Linked DNA regions of Homo sapiens: region 1 is linked to region 2. A link is an interaction called in ENCODE POLR2A ChIA-PET data of the cell type or tissue named here. Cell type or tissue: IMR-90. All regions are shown on one strand. Links, peaks and the distances in the headings refer to the core of each region. The heading gives the core; the rest is flanking DNA.

What was found. ChIA-PET counts read pairs that join two places held together with the same protein. Peaks named below come from ENCODE experiments on the same cell type or tissue, not always from the same donor. Only the 100,000 strongest peaks of a DNase experiment are listed, where the experiment ranks them.
Region 1: POLR2A ChIA-PET joins it to region 2 with 6 read pairs; 2 of 35 experiments call an interaction of 5 or more read pairs at or near these places.

The regions. Positions count from the first base shown.
Region 1 is chr12:101,942,194-101,953,148 of GRCh38, reverse strand. No RefSeq gene overlaps it. Among named protein-coding and RNA genes, the nearest start is that of DRAM1-AS1, 17 kb to the left of the region's middle. RefSeq lists enhancers at 1,708-1,817, 3,143-3,262. In IMR-90, for the core only: no CTCF peak of the experiment used is centred there; no DNase peak of the experiment used is centred there.
Region 2 is chr12:102,519,778-102,529,664 of GRCh38, reverse strand. The region is part of intron 11 of LINC02456 (long intergenic non-protein coding RNA 2456); the gene reads right to left. Among named protein-coding and RNA genes, the nearest start is that of IGF1, 44 kb to the right of the region's middle. In IMR-90, for the core only: no CTCF peak of the experiment used is centred there; a DNase peak (open chromatin) is centred at 2,174.

The DNA.
Region 1 (10,955 bases), core at 1-4,000, 580 kb after region 2:
TTGTGTGGCTGAAGCATCCAGTGGAAGGAATACCATGCTTTTATTTCACACAAAGACACTACCACCCACCAAGCCTAGAGAAGCCCATTTTTTTCTAATTCATCTGCCCAGAGGCTTTCCTTTTTATAATTGCTGTAATTTGTATGTGCTAACAGGTGCTCCAACTTCCTTCAAAGCTTTCTGAACTTGATGGTTCTGAGGGCAAGTGGGGGATCCAACTATTAATAATTTGAAGCATCCACCCTTCACTTGAAAATGGCATCTTCTTCAAGGCCTCAGACTTACTTTGGACTCTGGTCTTCTACCAGGGGGTAACCAGGGAGCTTTCAAAAATGATGGGCTCTGTTCATTTAGGGATTTAAAAAAAATTATTATTAAACTTTTTATTGTCACATCACTGTAAATTCATTTGCAGTTGTAAGAAGTAATACAGTGAGATCCCATGCATACTTTACCCAAGATTTATTTTATTTATTTATTTATTTATTTATTCATTTATTTTTTGAGACAGAGTCTCGCTCTGTTGCCCAGGCTGGGGTGCAGTGGCATGATCTCAGCTCAGTGCAACCTCTGCCTCCCGGGTTCAGGCGATTCTCCTGCCTCAGTCTCCTGAGTAGCTGGGACCACAGGTGCATGCCACCACGCTCAGCTAATTTTTTGTATTTTCAGTACAGACAGGGTTTCACCGTATTAGCCAGGATGGTCTTGATCTCCTGACCTCGTGATCTGCCCATCTTGGCTTCCCAAAGTGCTGGGATTACAGACTTGAGCCACCGCGACTAGCCCAAGGTTTATTTTTGCAAACCAACATTTGTTGAGCATTTTTCTGTACCAGACATTAGGAAAACAAAAATGTTTTAGATGAAACCCTGGCCCCTTAGGACCTTCATTCTCATGATGAAGACAGACACAGAAGGTTTTTTGATGAAGTTCATCATGCAAAGTGCCCAGAGTGAAGTGAACATCTCAGAGAAAGAGTCCTGCGCAGTGTCTTAGGGGATGAGCAGAAGTTTTCCAAGAGCAGTGGATGTTGGAAGGGCAGTCTGGGCAGAGAAAACAGCATGGGCCAAGGCTCAGAAGTAGGAAGTAACATGGCACCGGTGTGCTGGGGGCCATTCAAGAAATTCAGCATGAATTGGAGCAAAACATTCAAGGATCGGAGTTCAGAGGCATCCTGAGAACAACAAGGGAATGTTGTGCGATCCTGACCTCCTATGTTCTATGCCGGGGAAATGATAAGCAGATGGGAATTATGCTCCCAAACATGACTAGAGAATGACTCTCAGAGAAGCAGAAGAGAATCTCATTCAGATCTGAAGAGCCTGCAGAGACCTCACTGCAACCACTGGGATAATAGGGCCCAACTTCCTTCTGTGACCTTCACCCAAAGCCAAGGACAGGAAGTCTAGCTCACATCTTTCCAGCAAGGCAGAAAATTCTTCTCCTGTATAAGGGCAGCAATTGGAACAAAACAGAGTGCACCCTCTACCAATCTGGGCTGCTAAGCCCAGCTGTCCTTGGCTCTCATGTGGTGTGAAGAGTGCCCTGAAGTCCTTCAAGGGCCCATTGAAAGATAAAGAAAGTAGATGGTGTGCTGGCAAGCTCAGCAGAGGGTTACCAAAGTGGGAGCTTGCGGGCAGACCACCTGGGCTGGTGATCGAATGGGAATCCCCACACCTTTAAAGAAATACACAATCTCAGAGAGCTGAGATGATGCAAGTTAACCAGGAGGCCCCCAAACCCTGGCTGAGCTGAGAGACAGCAGACCAAGAGTATTACTGTAGCCACAGATGTTTGCAGAAGGTGCCGGTAGAGTGAGGAGTGACAGGGTAGACAGGGAAATCATTTCTTCAAAACGGGTGAAGATCTGGCATGAGACCAACACAAAGATTGGAGTTCCACCCACCCACCACCACAGCGACACAATCAGCAAACCCTAACAAGCCACTTGGAGCAGAAGACAGAGGGGACACTGAAATACTTAAATCTAAGTTTCCTTGTTACTCAGCAGGGTGGAGCTTATAGGAGGATTAGGTAATTTGTAGAAAGATAAGAAGTTTCATTTTCTTTGAATAAATGAGCATTTTGTGTATAAATGATCAATCTTCTGTACATTTTAAGAAATCCCTGGCGAGGTTTTGAAAGAAACAAGTCCACTTTAATTCAGAATAAGGGTTCTATGCTGGTTAATGACTTCTGAATGATGCCATACTCCCTGCCAGTGTTAAAATATTCTCTAGAATAAGCCTGTCCAACCCGCGGCCCATGGGCTGCATGCGGCCCAGGATGGCTTTGAATGCGGCCCAACACAAATTTGTAAACTTTCCTAAAACATTATGAGATTTTTTTTTTTTTTAGCTCATCAGCTATCGTTAGTGTTAGTATATTTTATGTGTGGCCCAAGACTACACATAAAAAAATTGGTGGCCCAAGACCACCAATTCTTCTTCTTCCAATGTGACCCAGGGAAGACAAAAGATTGGACACCCCTGCTCTGTAATATTCAGTAGAAAAAGAGATGAGCTCCTTTTTTTTTTTTAACCTGTCCTGAGGTCCAAAGAAGTGACAGCTCCTGGTACATCTCCAGAAAACGGGAATGTGACCTACTACTTTACAAGAGGACGAGAGTAGACCTTGTATCTGTGAACTGGTTTATTTCAGGACAACCTGATTTTGTAGTATACCACCTTGAAGTTGAAAGGGAGAGAGAGAGAAAATGGTGTGGGATAAAGAAGGAAGCAGTGTCCTTTACAGACAGGACTTAGAATTTGGTGGCTTATGAGTCACTGATGGTCATATTCTTAGGTGTGTTTTTTAAAGTAAAAAATACATTTTCTTAGTGAGGTTAGCTGTGTTAACAAAACCCCTCCAAATCTCAACAACTCAGAACAAACATTTTTTTCTCGCTCTCTGTATTTCTGTCTCATTCCAGGAACCAGGCTAAGAGAGTAACTCCTTCATGAGACGTACCTGGGAAAGAGCAAGAAAACTGGCCAAAACTCACAATGCATCTTAAACACCCAACATAGCAGACACCATATTTACTCACATTTCATTGGCCAAAGTGTGTCACGTGGCCAAGCCCAAGTCCAGTGAGATGGAGACATAAAATTCCCCCACAAGAAGGATAGTAAACCACCTGCTGATGGACAGGGATGAGTAATACTCTTTTTTTTTTTTCTTGAGACAGAGTCTCACTCTGTCACCCAGGCTGGAGTGCAGTGGCGCAATCTCAGCTCAGTGCAATTGCTGCCTCCCGGGTTCAAGCAATTCTCCTGTCTCAGCCTCTTGAGTAGCTGGGATTACGGGCATGCACCATCATGCCTGGCTAATTTTTGTACTTTTAGTAGAGATGGGGTTTTACCATGTTGGCCAGGCTGGTCTCGAACTCCTGACCTCAAGTGATCTACCTGCCTCGGCCTTCCAAACTGCTGGGATTACAGGCGTAAGCCACCACGCTCAGCTGAGTAATACTCTTATAGGGACGGGCTAGGGAGAAATTGAAAAAATATATATATCATTTACCCATGATAATACAAACTCATTATCAAAAATTCAGAAAATACGGAGAAGAAAAAAGTAATAATTACCTGTAACCCACTGTTAAAATTTTGATATATTTCCTTTCAGTATATATGTGTGTATGTGTTTGCAAATACAAATGCAAATTTGGGATTATACAACATATACAAGTATGCATCTGCTTCATAGGCTGCTCATTTACAAAGAGTTTTATTATTGAATTCTTTCTCACATAATTATTTTCTAAAAACATCATTTCAGTCCCTCCATAATTTTTGTATTACTTTAGACAAAGTAGGTTATGTAGCAATAACAAAAATTCTCTATGTGACTTAATACAGCAAAGGTTTGTTTCTGATTCAAGCCTCATGTCTGGTGCAGGACAGCATTTTGATCACTTTGAAACAGAGCCCGACTGAGCAGCTGCTATTTCAAATGTATCTGATCATCGAGCAAGAGGAAAGGAGAATATAGAAAAGTATACATATTTTATTAGCCAAAGCAAGTTACATGGTGTGAAATAAATATATATATTTAATTTTAATTTTTTTCTTTTTTTTTTGATACAGAGTCTTTCTCTGTCGCCCAGGCTAGAGTGCAGTGGTGCAATCTTGGCTCACTGCAACCTTCACTTCCCAGGTTAAAATAATTCTCATGCCTCAGCCTCCCAAGTAGCTGGGATCACAGGCATGCACACACACCCAGCTAATTTTTGTATTTTTAGTAGAGACAGGGTTTCACCATGTTGGCCAGGCTGCTCTCAAACTCCTGGCCTCAAGTGATCTGCCAAGTGCTGGGATTACAGGCGTCAGCCCAGCCAATGTGTGTGTGTGTGTGTGTGTGTGTGTGTGTGTGTGTGTGTGTATAATGGCTACAATATTTTGCGGATCCTCCAATCAAGAGATTGAGTCTATTTCTCCACTTGTTGACTCTGGGCTTGGCCATGTGACTTACTTTGGCTGATGGGACATTAGCAAATGTAACATGCGCAGAAGCTTGACACATGCTTGTGCATTGGGGCTTTTCTCTCTTCATGCTTTTAGAATAGCCTAAGATTGACCTAGGGGATGAAAGACCACATGGAGAGAGAGGATGAGCCATCCCAGCTGTCCCATACATGCAACCAGTTCCAGCTGAGCCAGCTCAGACCAAAAGATTCATCCAGCCAGTCCATGAATTTTGACAGTGTCTTAAGCCACTGAATTTTGGGGTGGTTTGTTATGCGGCAAGAGCTGGCTTATACATGTGTTTATTTCTAACTTAATCTGGGAGGAAGCCATAATAGTTTTGAAGGACCTTAACGTCTACCTCAATATTAAATTTTATGGATGTGCCATCATTTATTTAACCATTTTTCATTATTCAAATCATACTTTTAACATCACATTTATTAGAACTATAAATAATGCTCCCATAAACAGCTTTGTTTATAAATTTTTATCCAAGTTTCTGATTATTTCATAATAATAACAACTTCCACTAAATAATAGACTGGTGGAAAAAGAATTACTAGGTCGAAATTTAAGGCTGTTATTATTTATCAAATTATGTGCCAGAAGGATTGTACCAATTTATGTATCTAATGAAAGTGTGTAAGCATGACCATTTCTCCATACCCTCACTCACCATCATTGGCTGTGAGCTTTTAAAAATATCTTTGTTGCCCCTGAGACTGAAATATTATATATATATATATATATTTTTTTTTTTTTGAGATGAAGTCTCACTCTGTTGCTGGGGCTGGAGTGCAGTGGCAAGATCTCGGCTCACTGCAACCTCCATCTAATTTTTGTATTTTTAGTAGAGACAGGATTTCGCCATGTTGGCCAGGCTGATCTCGAACTCCTGACCTTAAATGATCGGCCTGCCTCGGCCTCCCAAAGTGCTGGGATTACAGGCGTGAGCCACTGTACCCAGGCATATATGTGTTAATCTAATGGAGAAAATTTTCTGATTTAAATATTAATATCCTTGCAAATTGAGATTGATTTTTTATATATTGTTAACAGTTAAGAATTTTTACACAACACTCATAGAGTGTATGGTGAGTATTTCTTTATTTTGCTATATCAAATTAAATCCAGTTTGAGTGTCCCACAGGACAAAATTGGCAGGAAGCTCAATAACAGATCTCTTTCCCAGTTTTCTTTGTCTCTCTTAGATGGTGGGGATCCTGGACCCTGCATGGCTGTGTAAAGGCAGGGAGCTCTGTTCTGCTGCCTCATCCCTCTAAGGGAGGCATAGGGAAAACTTTATAAAGGGGAAACTTCACCTGGGTTCCCACAGCACTGAAGGCAGTGTCCGGTTCTCACACTTCCACATGCCTTATATCTACCTTAAAGACACTGGAGTGGGTACAGGGCCCCTTCCTGCTCAAACCTTTAACCACCTGTTGCTTACCCACTGTCACCTCTGTCAGCACCACAGGAAGAAACCTCTAGTTCCCGTTACTTGGAAGAGTTATAATTTGGGAACACTTAAGTGTGGCATGCTAGGCTTGTTGCTGGTTGTAAAATTAAACAAATAGTCTGGGTCCGGTGGCTCACGCCTGTAATCCCAGCACTTTGGGAGGCCAAGGCGGGTGGATCACCTGAGGTCAGGAGTTCGAGACCAGCCTGGCCAACATGGTGAAACCCCGTGTCTACTAAAAAGACAAAAATAAATAAATAGCCGGGCATGGTGGTGGGTGCCTGTAATCTTGGCTACTTGGGAGGCTGAGAGGCAGGACAGTCGCTTGAACCCAGGAGGTGGAGGTTGCAGTGAGCCGAGATCATACCGTTGTACTCCAGCCTGGGCAACAAGAGTGAAACTCTGGCTCAAAGAAAAAAAAAAATTAAATAAGTAAGTATGGCATGCAGGGTGTGGGGAGGTTAAGGGAAACGAATGGCTGGGGTCACAGAAGGTTATGTGTATTCCAAAATGCTTTTCCCAGTGGAATGAGCAGATATTTCAGAAGACAAAAGTTTTAACTGTTGGAAGTGTGATATAAATGTCACAGGTCTAAGAAATCAGATATGGAATTATTGACCTATGAGCCATCCTATTTCCTTTGTAACCAAGAAAAAAAATCACATCATTTTTATTGAGCTAGACTATAAATACAAAGTCAGACTGAACAGCACTTCATGGACACACTTACTACCAAGGCCCTCTGTATTCACGCCTCCCATAGCCACTAATTTTTCATATCCTGCTCTTTGAAAAAGCTTCACTTACATAAAGTGCCACAGGATGTACCTTCTGCCAGCCAATGAATTGACTACTGGTCTCATCACTTGGGGTGACAGGACAGATGGAAAAACCCAGTCATAGTTGCTTGTATCCAAGGAACATAAAGTGCTGCTTTTAACTCTTCTTTCAAGGAAAGTAGCTGAGTGAAAAAGCCAAGTCCTCATGCAACCCACCACCAACTATCCAAACCTGCCTCTGTGTTAAGACAGTGCAGGGGCCAGTCTGCATCTAAGACAGAGGAAGAACTAGCCAGAAACCACCTGAAGGCTACTAATACCAAACACGTTACGAGACAACACGTGCCAGTGCAATCTGTGTGCATTATGCCTTCCCTAAAGGTATGTCAACAAAGGAAGGAAACAGAAACTATTCCCCATGCGGGCAACCTCCCCTCTGCCGCACGTGCAAGAGCTGGGGCAATGGATGCAAAAGAGGGCAGAGGAATGAGGGCCCCTAAGAAAGTAGAACAGATAAGGGCTCAGCTCTTGTACTTTGAATTTGTCAATGGATAAGAGAGGGGCTTTTAGAACTGTTTCACTCTTCCAGGTCTATGTGAGGTCCCGTGGATGTAGTTACTCCACCACAAAATCTCACATCTCCTTAAGATTCAGTTCAGCCCTGAAGTAATAATGCCTCTTTGGAAAGAACAGAAGAGCCCAGAAGCCTCTGGGTTCAAAAGGGCACGGTCTAAACTGACAGCCTGCTTGCCAGCCTCAGAGATAATAAAACTTCTCAGACTGGGAGAGAAATCCACTGTCAAGAATGTCTGCTGAGGAGAGCTCGCTCTGATTGCCGCCATCCCCATAAACAAAAACAGATGTGTGTGCTCACGAGTAAAGTAAACATTCAAGTTCAATATACGCTCCTCTCCGCCAATCCAGTTTGGCACCTCAATGCGAGCAAATAGTCTGTGAGGCAGAGTGGAACTTTTCTATAACATGGGCGGTGTCAAGTGACAGGGCTCACATCTGTGTATTAGGTTACTTGTTATATGAAAAAGCTATAGAATAGACTTTCTGTTTCCCAGGGAATGATTTGAGCTATGGTAAATCTATTGCAATGGAATAAATAGTTGATCCATATTAAAGAAACAAAAGAGCATCATGTTGAAGAACATGAGTTTAAATCCTGGTTCTACCACTTAGGGTTTGTGTGACCCTGGGCAAGTCATTTAACCCCAGTGTTTAACATCTGTAAAATGAGTTTTAGTAGTACTTATCTCTCATCTTGCGGTGGCAAGCATAATAAAATGTGAGCTCCTTCTAGGATTCTTCCATGGCACTAGAGGAAGTAGGATCTAAAAGTCTGAATATCTAAGCTTGTCTTTATTCATCCTTTCAACAAATATGTATTGAGTATCTACAGTGTGCCAGGTACAGAGACAGAGCAGTGACGACGACAGGTATAACTCAAAGGGACAGGATAGAAAAGGGATGAAACACGTCCCTGTTGTTTACTGTGGACTGTTCCTGGATGCAGCCATGTGGCATTTCTGCTTACATCCCACTGATCATAGTAGCAAGAGGGCTGGGTTAGCTGTTATTCTAGATGGCTTTGTGACTGGTTATAAATTAGAGCATTTTGGCTGGGCATGGTGGCTCACACTTGTAATCCCAGCAGTTTGGGAGGCCGAGGCGGGCAGATCACGAAGTCAGGAGTTCGAGACCAGCCTGGCCAACACGGTGAAACTCCGTCTCTACTAAAAAATATAAAAATTAGCTGGGCATGGTGGTGGGTGCCTGTAATCCCAGCTACTCGGGAGGCTGAGACAGGAGAATTGTTCGAACCCAGGAGGCAGAGGTTGCAGTGAGCCGAGATCACGCCATTGCACTCCAGCCTGGGCGACAGTGTGAGACTGTCGCAAAACAAAACAAAACAGAACAAAAATAAATTAGGGCATTTATTCATCACAGAGTCTACAGTCTTGTGATTTATCTGTCCCCTAAGATGTGGCCCTCCTATATCACTTGCCACCCTGAGCTTGGTGTTTCCCAAAGTTTTTTAAACATAAGAATCTCCTGGCACCCCTGTGAAAAGACAGATTCTGAGACCTCACCTTATCCTACTGAAAATTACAGGAGGATTCTGACTCCTTTTTCCTCACTGGCAAAACAGGGAGCAGAGCAAGCCCTATCACAATCTTGTATGTTTCAAGGGAAATAGCATATGCAAAGGAGCTTTGGAAACCATGAAGTTACTCTCTCGTGGCTGGTTTCCAGGCTCGCTCTGGAGGTTCAGAGGCAAAAGCCACTCTGAGGCTGTGGCCCATCACAGTGTCCTCCTCCCCCACACCACCTTCCCTTTTGGGGCTTTCTGGAGACACCAATCAGAAGCCACCCACCTCCATTTGAACCCAATGAACTGATGGTCCCAGGCTGGAACCTGCCTAAAGTTTACCACCAAGGTGGACACCTGAGTTGTGTTCTAGGAGTGCTGATTACAGAGCTTCAGGGGGTCAGGCAGCAGTCAAAACTGATGGTTTTCAAGGGATGGCCCTGCCTTCCCTTGGTACCTGCTGGAATGGAAAATGAACCCAAAGATTAGAGTGGGGAAATGTAGGGTCTTGGTAAGTTCTCATCACCCAGGCCCTGCCCCTTTCTCCAGCTACATCTCCCTCTACCCCTCCATATACCCATCTAGCCTCTGATTACTCCTCTCCTTCTTTCAGTAATAAAATCCTCTACTTTATAACCAGTCACAAAGCCACCTAGAATAACAACTACCCCCAGCCCTCTTGCTACTATGATCAGTGGGATGTAAGCAGAAATGTCACATGGCTGCATCCAGGAACAGTCCATAGTAAACAACTGGCATGTGTTTCATCCCTTTTCTATCCTGTCTCTTCTTTCATCCTGCTGCTTGGAATACTGATGAGATGGCTGAAGTTCTAGCATCTATTTTGGATGTTGGGGATGAAACTACACATTAGGAGTACTGGAATAGAGAAGGAGCCTGGAGCCCTGAGCACTGTGTGGAGTTGAGCTTCTAGTCTAGTTTTGGACTATCTAGTTTGGACTAACCTCTGGACTTCTACCTAAGAGAAATAAACTTCCATTTAATTTAAACCACTGTTGTTTTGGGTTCTGCTATCACAGCCAAAATGAATACTAACTAACAGAGTGCTCAGGAGCATGTATTCTGGAATTAGATTGGCCAGGTTCAGTCACTTATTACCTGGCAGCCTTACGCAATTTGCTTCCCTTCTTTGCCTCAATTGTAAAATCAAAATGCTCCAGCCTGGCCAACATGGTGAAACCCCATCTCTACCAAAAAAGCACAAAAATTAGGCAGGCATGGTGGCACACACCTACAGTCCCAGGTACTTGGGAGGCTGAGGTGAGCAGCTTGAACCTGGGAGATGGAGGTTGCAATGAGCCAAGATTGCGCCACTGCACTCCAGCCTGGAAGACAGAGTGAGACCCTGCTTCCCAAAAAAAAAAAAAAAAACCAAAATGCTAAAGACAGCATCTACTTCCTGGAATTGCTAAGAATGAGCTAAAACATGTAAAGCTTAAAACATGGAAAGCCCAGCACATAGTACGCACTCATTGAACATGAGCTATTATTGAAATCAGCTATTAAATACATAAAGAATAAAGATATACCCCTAAAGGAGCAAGACTGAAAGATATTCTCTATCATGCTGCATGCATGCACTTTTGCAAAGGGCTACATTTTTCTGTTAGTAAAGAAACACAGAAGGTGGGCTGGGCAGTGTGGCTCATACCTGTAATCTTATTGGGAGGCTGAGACAGGCGGATCACTTGAGGCCAGGAGTTCAAGACCAGCTTGGCCAACATGGTGAAACCCCATCTCTACTAAAAATACAAAACAATTAGCTGGGTGTGTTGGCACATTCCTGTAATCCAAGCTACTTGGGCAGCTGAAGCATGAGAATCATTTGAACCTGGGAGGCGGAGGTTGCAGTAAGCTAAGATCACACCACTGCACTCCAAGCTGGGTGACAAAGCAGGACTCTGTTTCAAAAAACAAAAAAAGAGTCATAGAATATAGAAGGTGCCCAAATTCCCAGTGGAAGAATTTTGTTTACTCATCCCTGACACAGCTCAGATATAAATAGGCCCTTTATTTGATCACATAAAATGGTAGTCCTAGAATGTACTTTGAAAAAGGAGGTCCAATCTAGGCTTAGCTCGGAAATGGAGATAGAAGGAAAGCCTTGATCCCTCTTGATGGCATCT
Region 2 (9,887 bases), core at 1-4,000:
AGAATAACATGTGGAAAAGATCCAGAAGTATGAGGTGGCAGGGAATGTGCAAGCTGAAAGCACCTTGGTATTGCTAGAACCTCAAATCAAGGAGGAGAATGCCAAGAGATGAGTCTGACAGGTGGATGGGTGGTAGTCAAATCAGAGCCCCAGCATGCTGAGGTGTTCAAACTTTGTCTGTGGATTGTTGGGGAAATGCTTCAGCCATCCCCCATTATCCTTATGGGGCCGAAGTCCATGACACATTCCTTGCATGGTACCTAGTCAAGGGTCACATAACAATAACTGACTCCTCCTTCTTTGTCAAAATATAAGCTCACAGCTCTTCCATCTGGCATTTAAAAACCTACATAAATGAGTCCTGCCTATCCCACTGCCTAGCAACACGAATCCCTGGTCATAATGGCAAAGGTCTACTTTACTGTCAGTGGAATGTGCTTTGTCAGTCCTATTTTTCAACCTTTGCAATCTTTGATGCATTCATATTTCCCAGGTTCAGGAGAACCTCTTTTTTCCAAGTCTCATGTTTCCATATGGAGGTTCCTCCATTAGTTAATATTCCTGGCCTCTCTTGGTACCTCCAGTCATTTTCTCCTTGGGGTAAACAATGACTAACCTGACTGGTGTTTGGAGGAAAGAACATAATGTTGAGGGCTCAGCCACTTTTGAGTAGTTTTCTTTTGTGATCTGTCCATCACTGCTGACAAAAAACATTTTTACCTTCTCTCTGCCAGGATGTGGATCTCCAGGATCTGGATCTAGATCTGGATCTCCCTGTGGGAGAGACATTTAACTGCCTGTATTAAGACTAAGTTTACCTGCAAATGACAGAATACCCTAAATAACTAGGGTTTAAGTCAGATAGAAAATTATACTTTTTTAATGTAAGTGATATACAGAGGTAAAGCCATTCTGGATTACTATGATACTTCATGGCCATCAGAAAACCCCGAGCCTTTTGTCTTGTTCCATCATTGTCAGCATGTGGGTAGAACTCCAAAATAGCTTCCTGAGTTCCAGCCATCACATCCACCTTCCAGTTAGCAGGAAGAAGGAAGGAGATGAAGATGGACTTCCCTTTCAGGGCACTTCCAAATAGTTACACACACCACTTAAATCCTATTGGCCGGAATTTGGTCATATGGCCATCTAGCTGCAAAGGAGAGTGGGAAATATGTTTTGTTTTTGTTTTTGTTTTTTCCTGAGGGAACATGTGCCCCACCAAAGCCTGGGAACTCTATTACTAAGGAAAAAGGAGATATGGGATGGGGGGGTGGTGGTGCAAAACTAACAGTCACAACTATCTAATTCTTGAGGGAAATCTTAACAAATCCTCTTAGCCATGGTTGAGAAACCACATTCTCAACAGTTACTCAGTCATCAAGGAGAAATTTGGACCTCTCATTTGGCCTTCCCCCATGTGAGTCTCTCAATTGTTTCAAACTCTTAAATAGAAGAAGGAATTTATTTATTGAAGTCCAAAACCTTCAATGTATCACAACAAATCAGCAGAGACAGTAATCTTAATATATCTGTCTCAATTTTGTTCTGGAAACGAGGTACCAATACATCAAGGAAACGCATGCCATCTCCCCTATCCCAATAAAAACACTGGAAATAATTACAAATAATACAAGTATGAAAATATGACCATTTTGCTATATAAGATAAGCAACTTGTGAGAATAGCATATAACAATACTGACAGATTGCTCTGGAGAGAGACAAATGGAGAAACATGGTCTTATTCCTACCCATCAATTCTAAAGTGAAAGAAAGATGCTAGCCATGTATTCCCAAAGTGCAAAGGGTTGATACATGAAAACTTACTTAAGTGTGTTATAATTTTTTTATTAAGGTGAGGCCAGAGTCCATTTAATACTAAATTACCATGATTTTTTTTTTACCGGCAGAATTGTATCCATTTCATCTTAGACCAACAAAGCTATCCATCATTTTTGTTTAAGGGCACTCATTATTCAGGAGAGAGCATCACTGCTGACAAAACACATTTAAATAAGCAAGATTACTTCTCTTATTCACAGAATGATTCATTTCACGTCACACACACTTCATTTTTGACTCATAAAGTACGTCGCAACAGGCTTTGTAAGACTTATAATTATTGAGGCTATTTTTGGGCCGCTATTCACTGCCTTTTCCTAGCCTCTTTGCATTAATAACCAGTTTTTTCCTCTTCATTATTTAGTATCCGACCAAATAGGACTCGTGTCAGCCAATCGGCATCTTGGGTGATGACTCATTTGCATTCAAAAGCTTAAAAATATTGGGTCCTTATCAACAAAAATTAAGCTTGCTGCTATGGAGGAAGCACTGAGCTGGATCAGGGAATACAGTGGAAAGTAAGACGTGGTTTCTGCTCCAGCCCTTTCTTGCTGAAAATTTAAGTGTTAGGTTACATAGCCACTAAGATCCTTTCCAGCACTGAGACTTGTATTTTAACACAAAATAGTGATTGCCATGGGCCTTCCTGCTTACAGACTGTCTTCATTTGCATTTAGCTCATTTGAACCATGCAGCAACCTCAAGAGAGAGGCATCTCCGCTGTTGGCCCAATTAAACACACCAGAAAACTGAGGCACAAGTTAAAAATAAATAAATAAATAAATAGCCCCTACATAACTTTGACTTTCAACATCAAAATTTTTCTTAAAAATCCCACTCCATATATTTCACAATTCTGGAATTCTTCCAAAAGATCTGGATAAGAGTGTGCAGTGCTTTCAAAGAGTGGTGCCTTGAATTGCCTACATCAAAATCATCTGGGGTGCTTGTTAAACATGCAGACTCCTGGGTCCCATCCCAGAGTGACTGAGTCAGAATCCAGCGTGGGGCCCAGAAAAGTAACAGTTTAACAGGTGATCTCCAGCTTACTCAAGTTTGAGCTTCACAAAAGTAGCCCCCCCACAGGGAGAAAAAGAAGGGTAAGATATTCCAGGCAGGAAGAAGTGAGCAAGCTGAACTTTCCCATGGACATTCATGGGAAACCCAAACTCAGCAACAGGCAAACATTATCCATCGCATCAATTTCTAGATGATGTCACAGACGAACCATCGAGTTGAACATTTTAAAGGGAGAAGGGGGGCTGACACCTTCAACAGCTTCAGTCAGGTGCTGACTGCACAGCTGGAAGGTGGAGTCTGCCTCTCCTGAAACCAGGGACGCTAAATTTAATCCCAGACACAATCTGCTGCCAGCTGCAAAGGTGTTTTGTTTTTGTTTTTGTTTTTGTCTTTTTGAGACGGAGTCTCGCTGTCTCCCAGGCTGGAGTGCAGTGGCGCAATCTCGGCTCACTGCCAGCTCTGCCCCCTGGGTTCACGCCATTCTCCTGCCTCAGCCTCCCGAGTAGCTCAGACTACAGGTGCCCGCCACCACACCTGGCTAATTTTTTTTTTTTTTTTTTTTTTAGTAGAGACGGGGTTTCACCGTGTTCGCCAGGATGGTCTCGATCTCCTGACCTGGTGATCCACCCGCCTCAGCCTCCCAAAGTGCTGGGATTACAGGCGTGAGATACCACGCCCAGCCAGAGCCAGTAGATTTATGTCTTGCCATAGATCCTTTCAGGTAACACACAAAGACGTAATGGCTGCCTTTCCATCTAATTTCATATTTCAAAGTAGAACTATATGGTTCTAGCTAAGGCAGAGGGCTGGGGTCACCAGTACAAACAAGAGTAAGAGGGCTGTGCTCACCCAAGCGAAGGCCTAGGGGAGCCCCTGTGCTCCCTACGGAAGTGTTCTCCACGGCTGTTAATTCACCCAAGCAACTTTCTATCCTTTCCATCTCAGGGTTTCAAGTTCTTCTGCCATAAAACGAAGGTGTTGATTCTGCTCATTGTTTCCCAGAGTGGCATGAAACTGGTTCCATGAGAGGCTGTGCACTTAGAGAGCTCTGCGGTCCAGTAGGAAATGCTGTTTCCTCTACCCTCCTCTTAGACTCTCACAATGAAAGTTTATGTATTAAAGGGTTTGGAAAGTCCTGCAGTGAAGATAACTGCTTAAACTTAACATAGCATATCCCAAATATAATTTGACTAGAGAAGCTTCCCCACAACTTTTGTGTAGACATTGAGCTACATACTGACGGGAGCCATAGAAGAATGCAAGCAGGAACGCTAGCAACTTCCAGCCACAAACCCTTCAAATCCACATACATGCATGCTTCTTCTCTCCTCTCTGGCTACAATAGCAGAAGTGCCCTTTGTCCTGGATTCCATTCCCTCCTGCCTTTTCAGTAACTTTACACTATTCATTTCCACTTCTTTCCTGTATTTTCCAAACTCTTCTTCCACCCTCACAAACCATTTAAACATAGCCATGTGTCTCTTCCTAAAGAAAAACTCTCCCTGATCCTCACTTCTCCCCCAGCTATCCTCCTCCCTTTTCTTTCCTCCACAGCCAGACCTTCCCAAGAGAAATCAACTCTATGTCCCTTGTCTTTCCCCATGCATTCATCCAGCTTCTCCAACCTGGCTTGTGACCTCAACACTCAAATGGTTCTTGCTGGAGTCACCAATGGCCTCCATGTCACTAAATCCAAAGGACAATCTTTTGGTCCTTACCCTCCATCTCCTCTCCACAACATATAACACTGCTGATCAAGCCTTCCCTCTCAAAATGCTCCCTTCCCATGGCTTAAGGAATACAACCCTCTCCTGGAACTCCCTCCCACCCCTTTTAATTCTACTCCTCTGGCCTCTCCTTCCAAGATTCATGGCTGTTTATCCAACCTGCAACCTCTAAGTGTCAGAGTCCCTCAAGGTGAGTTTTCAGCATGCTCATTACCATCTCCAGTCCAATATTCTCTCATGAAGACCACGCTTTTATCTCCATCTGCCCATTTGACAGTTCTACTTGAATATCTCGGACAGGCCTCAAACTCAATATATTCAGAATGTGATCTTCCTTTTACAATCTGATCGTTCTCCAGTGTTCTTAAAGTTAACAAACCAGAAACCCATGCTTCATTTTTAATATCTTCCTTTCCTCATCTCTCATATTGACTCCAGCACTGGGTTCTAACTAGTTTAGCTTCCAAGCAGCACTCAAATACATCCATTTCTCTCCATTTCTACTTTCACCACCATAGCTGAAACTGACTCAGTTATCACCTGCTCTACTGCAATATCCGGGCCCTGTTTCCCCTACTAGTCTGCTCCTATTTTTTCTCCAGACTTCAACTAGAATTATCCTTTATTTAAAATCTGTTTAAGTAATTTTAAGATAAAAACAGAAATCCCTAACACGGTCTACAAGATCTTGCCCCATCTGGTCCCTGTCCTCCTCCCAGCTGTTCCTCTATCCACATAGCCTCTTACTCTTGGTACTGTGTGGGCAGAGATGAGGAATGGTGATGAACATTTTGCAAGGCACAGGACATCCCCCACAACAGGTATTTATCCAGCCCCAAATGTGAATAATGCCAAGGTTGAAAATCCAGGTTTGAGCTGATATCTTCCCCCTAATGGTTGACTTAAAATTCCAGGCTTAAGCCAATCAAGATATTCACCTGACCACTATTTAAGACCATCAAAGTATTCACCTGACCACTATTTAAGACAATCAAGGTATTCACCTGACCACTATTACTGGTCTAGAAGTGAACACATTTCCTAAATTGCCTTAATCTGATTGAAATGATGGACTTCTCATCACATGGCTGGAAAACAGGTGTGCTCTCTCTCTCTCTCTCTCTCTCTCTCTCACTCTCACTCTCACTCTCACTCTCCCCCTCCCTCCCTCCCTCCTTCCCTCTCTCCCTCCCTCCTTCCCTCTCTCCCTCCCTCCCCCTCCTTCCCCCTCTCCCTCTCCCTCTCCCCCTTCTCTCTCTCTCTCTCTCTCCTCTCTGTCTCTTTCCGACCCCAACATGGGTTAGAAACAAGAAAGCACACCACCCCCACCTGCTACTGACAGACAGCTTAGAAAACAGCCTAAGAACGCAGCTCACACACCAAGAATGGTCGAGTAGAGAAATAGAGAAAAACTAAACTTTATGGCATTGTTGAGCTACTGGATCATCCAGACCTGAAGTCTGCCTTACTGCTGAACTTCTTACTATATGAGATAAATAAATGTCCTAGTTGTATAAGTTAGTATAAATCATGTTCTTTGTTACTGGAGATACCTTGTGCTAATTGGCTTAAGCCTGGAATTTTAAAGTAACCATTAGTAAGGAGGAAGATGTCATTAGCTTAGACCTGGATTTTCAACCTTGGCACTATTGACATTTGGGGCTGGATCAACTTGATCTATATAGTTCCTTTCCGTCCTTATATTCAATGATTTTATGATTCTAGATATGGCTAAGACCCTTCCAGCCCCACATATATTCAGTGGAAAAGTAAGGAGAAGGCAGGGAAGATGACATTTTAACCAAATTAAAGAATACATACTTCTTTTCTTGCTTACCAGTTGGGCCGCTCCACATTTTCTATTCTTCTCAGATCTATCAGGACACGATGTTAGGCAGACAATTTATTTTACTAAGATAATGACAGGTGTGTCTGTGACCCCATCAACCTTGCCTTCTGCCTGTTCCCATGGTTCCAATCCCAAACAGCTGTTCCTTCCCGCCTCTGATGACCTGAACACTTAGGAGCCATCTATGCACCATGCAACCTTGTCCATCAGAGCCCCAGCCATGGGAACAGAGACAAGAGTCCACGAGGCAGCTGCTGCTGTCACTTGCCATGACCGCTAGGGCCTGTCTTTAGGACAAACTAGCCTATGCTGCTGAGTTCTGTGTTAGGACAGCATTTGAACCAGACTAGTGATAGCTAGGATTACTGAGTGCTTGTCATAACCAGCACCTAGCCTTGTATCTTATCCCACTGAGTCCTCCGGCCACCCTCAATGCAAGCACTATTATTAACCCTATGTTTTAGATGAGGTAATAGGCCACAGGACGGTTAAGTAATTAGCCCAAGTCCACACAGCTGGTAAATAAAGCCCTTTTTCCTGGCTCGTAGAGAATAAAGGTAGAGTGAATGAAGTCCCTGTGACTTATTTTGTTGTAATTAAATCGATCTTTTCAAAACACTTCAATTAAAAAACAATAGATATGGAAGATAAGTTAACCAAACAGTGCAGAGAATGATCAACTGAAAAGCGAAGTCTCCCTCACTTAGTCGTCACTTTGTAGTTGCCCTGTCCAGCTGTAAGGGGATAAGAATTGCAAAAAGTTTCTGGAAGATTTTTGCAGAAATTCTCTTTGGATGTGCAAAGAAGCAGTTCCTCCCTTTAAACCATCTGTTCCTACCGCCTTTTAAGGCACTAGTCTCAACACAAATTATCCTGTACCTTTCTCCAGCGTCTTTCTTGCCTTCCCCACCTCTTTGCCCCTTCCCAGAGGGCAGGAACTGCCTGTCGCCACCTCCCCCACAGTCATCTGGAGTACAATCAGGGGAGGAGAGCTCAGTAACCACCATCTCTTGAGGAGAGAAAGAAATAAAGACAAAAAAAAAAAAAAAAAAAAAACCTGAAAAGCAGTTTTCCTGAATAGCAGTATTTCCTGTGGCCCTATTGGGCAGCTGTTTCTTTCTCATGTTTGAGTTGTCACTGTAATTTCACAGGCTCTGACTTGTTGCCTAAATGTCAGGGTGAACCCTCAGTTGGACAGTTAAACAAACACATAAGGTCACTGGCAAAGAGAGACATTCCCAGGGATCTGTGTTCTGGAGTCCCCCAAGTGAAGATGGGCCCTCATGTTAATTTGGGGTCCACTCTGCTCTGCCTTCACCACAAACTGTTTAATTTGTTTTGTTGTTCTTTAAGTTAAAGGGCAGCTGTCTCGGAAAGCCCCTAAGAAATAACCTTTCAAACAGGGCCTTCCAAATGCATGAGCTCTTCCAAATGCATGTTGTATTTGAAGTGGTGCACAATCCCACTCACTACTAATCTCAGCACACTTTCCATATCTCCATAGCATTTCTCAATAGCAGCAGCTTAAGAATAGGGAGTAACAAAGATCTATTCCTCATAAAACCAGTGGAAATTGGGCAGTGGGTATTGGATCTCTTGAGGGCCCAATGAATGCTATTCACATCTCAGAAAGATGGAAAGCTGTGGCTCAGGTAAATGAAATGGGAGTTCCATGCCCACACCTGGAGGATTCCATGATCACTGGCTCATGCTACTTTCAGAAGTGTCCTAGTTTAGCAAGAAGAGTTGCGACCCTTTGGTGCACAATAAAAATAAACTAAGATACCTCATGATTACATACTTGCCATCAGTACATAAAGCACTCTTCAATTTTGGACCAGGTAACTAAGGCCTCTCCTTCCAAGATAAGGTATAAAATATGAAGATCTATTCTTGTTTTAATTTCTATTTTTTTTTTTTTGAGACAGGTTTTCACTCTGTCGCCCAGGCTGGAGCGCAGTGGCATGATCATGGCTCACTGCAGCCTTGACCTCCAGAACTCAGGTGATCCTCCCACCTCAGCCTCCCAGGTAGCTGAGACTACAGGCAGGTGACACCATGCCCAGCTAATTTTTTGTGTTTTAATAGAAACAGGGTTTCACCATGTTGCCCAGGCTGGTCTTGAACTCGTGGGCTCAAGCAATCCATCCACCTCAGCCTCTCAAAGTGTTGAGATGACAGGCATGAGCCACCATGCCCAGCCCTAATCTTGTTTTAGACACTTCCGTTTCTCTTTCAATGTCCATCACCTCCACTTTGATGCCTTCTACCTCCTTAGTCATACTCCACTCATCAGCTACCACTACCACCACTGAACAAGACATCTGGTACTCCCTAGTTGCACCACACCTGGACTGATATCTCAAATTCCATCTTGTATGCAATCCTAGAGCATAACTTTATAATTTTAGGAAGTCTTCGTTGATTCATAGTGCTTTCCTGGTGGGTCTTATCTAAGTTCAGAAGGAAAACTTAATGTTTCTCTCATGGGTACATAACAGGGGAGTTGGGTATCTGGATTGTTGTAGAATTGCAACCCTAGCAAATCCCTTCTCTCTAAAACTGACCTGATGTTTAGCATCTCTCAGAAACTGTAGCAGGTTCATGCTATACATATTTACTGAGCACCTACTATGTGGCCAACTCGATGGTTGGCACTTGAGATATATTCATGAATGATACAAAGAACCTCTGCCCTTGTGCAGCTGGCATTCACAGGCAGTAAAGAAGGGGATAGGAATGAAGGTGGAGACAGAGTAAATAATAAACATGATATGAGAAATACTATTAAAAAAAACAAAAAAAAAGGAGGAAAAGAGTAAATCAGGGTAAAAGTGATTAGAAGGGATGAGGGCTCAGATTGCTGTTTAAAATAGTTTAGGGAGGTATCAATAAGAAAGTGCCCAAATAGGTGGCACAGGCTCTTTAACATAGGTGCTCCTTGAATGCCTGCAAGAGGAAGGTGGCAAGTACAGCTGAAGAGGAATAAAATTGGGGCAAGAGGGAGGTAATAGGACAGTGACAGTTGGGGAAAGCAGATACTGAAGGAGCTTTTATTCTAAGGAAAATGAGGAGCCATAGAGATACATGTTGCTTTTTTGCCTGCCCAGCATCTTTGGTTACACTTCCCTAATTTTCCCACCCCTCCCCTGCTTTCAGTCAGATGGGTTAGGTGGGACCGATCAAATGTCACAATTTGGGTTCACACACTCAGGTATGGCAAATCAGTATCCTGGTCATTTGATCCATATTGAGCCTAAAGTAGACATTTGACCCACATTAAGCCTAAAATTCAATACCAGGATTTTCACTGAACTGAAAAAAAAGCGGGGCATGGGGGAGTGGGGTGTGATCTTTCTTCCTAGGTTGCCAAGTTGATGGAGTGTACATCTGGAGTTTTCAGCAGCCATTGTGGCCTCATGAAGCAGAAGCTTGCCTAAGAATGAT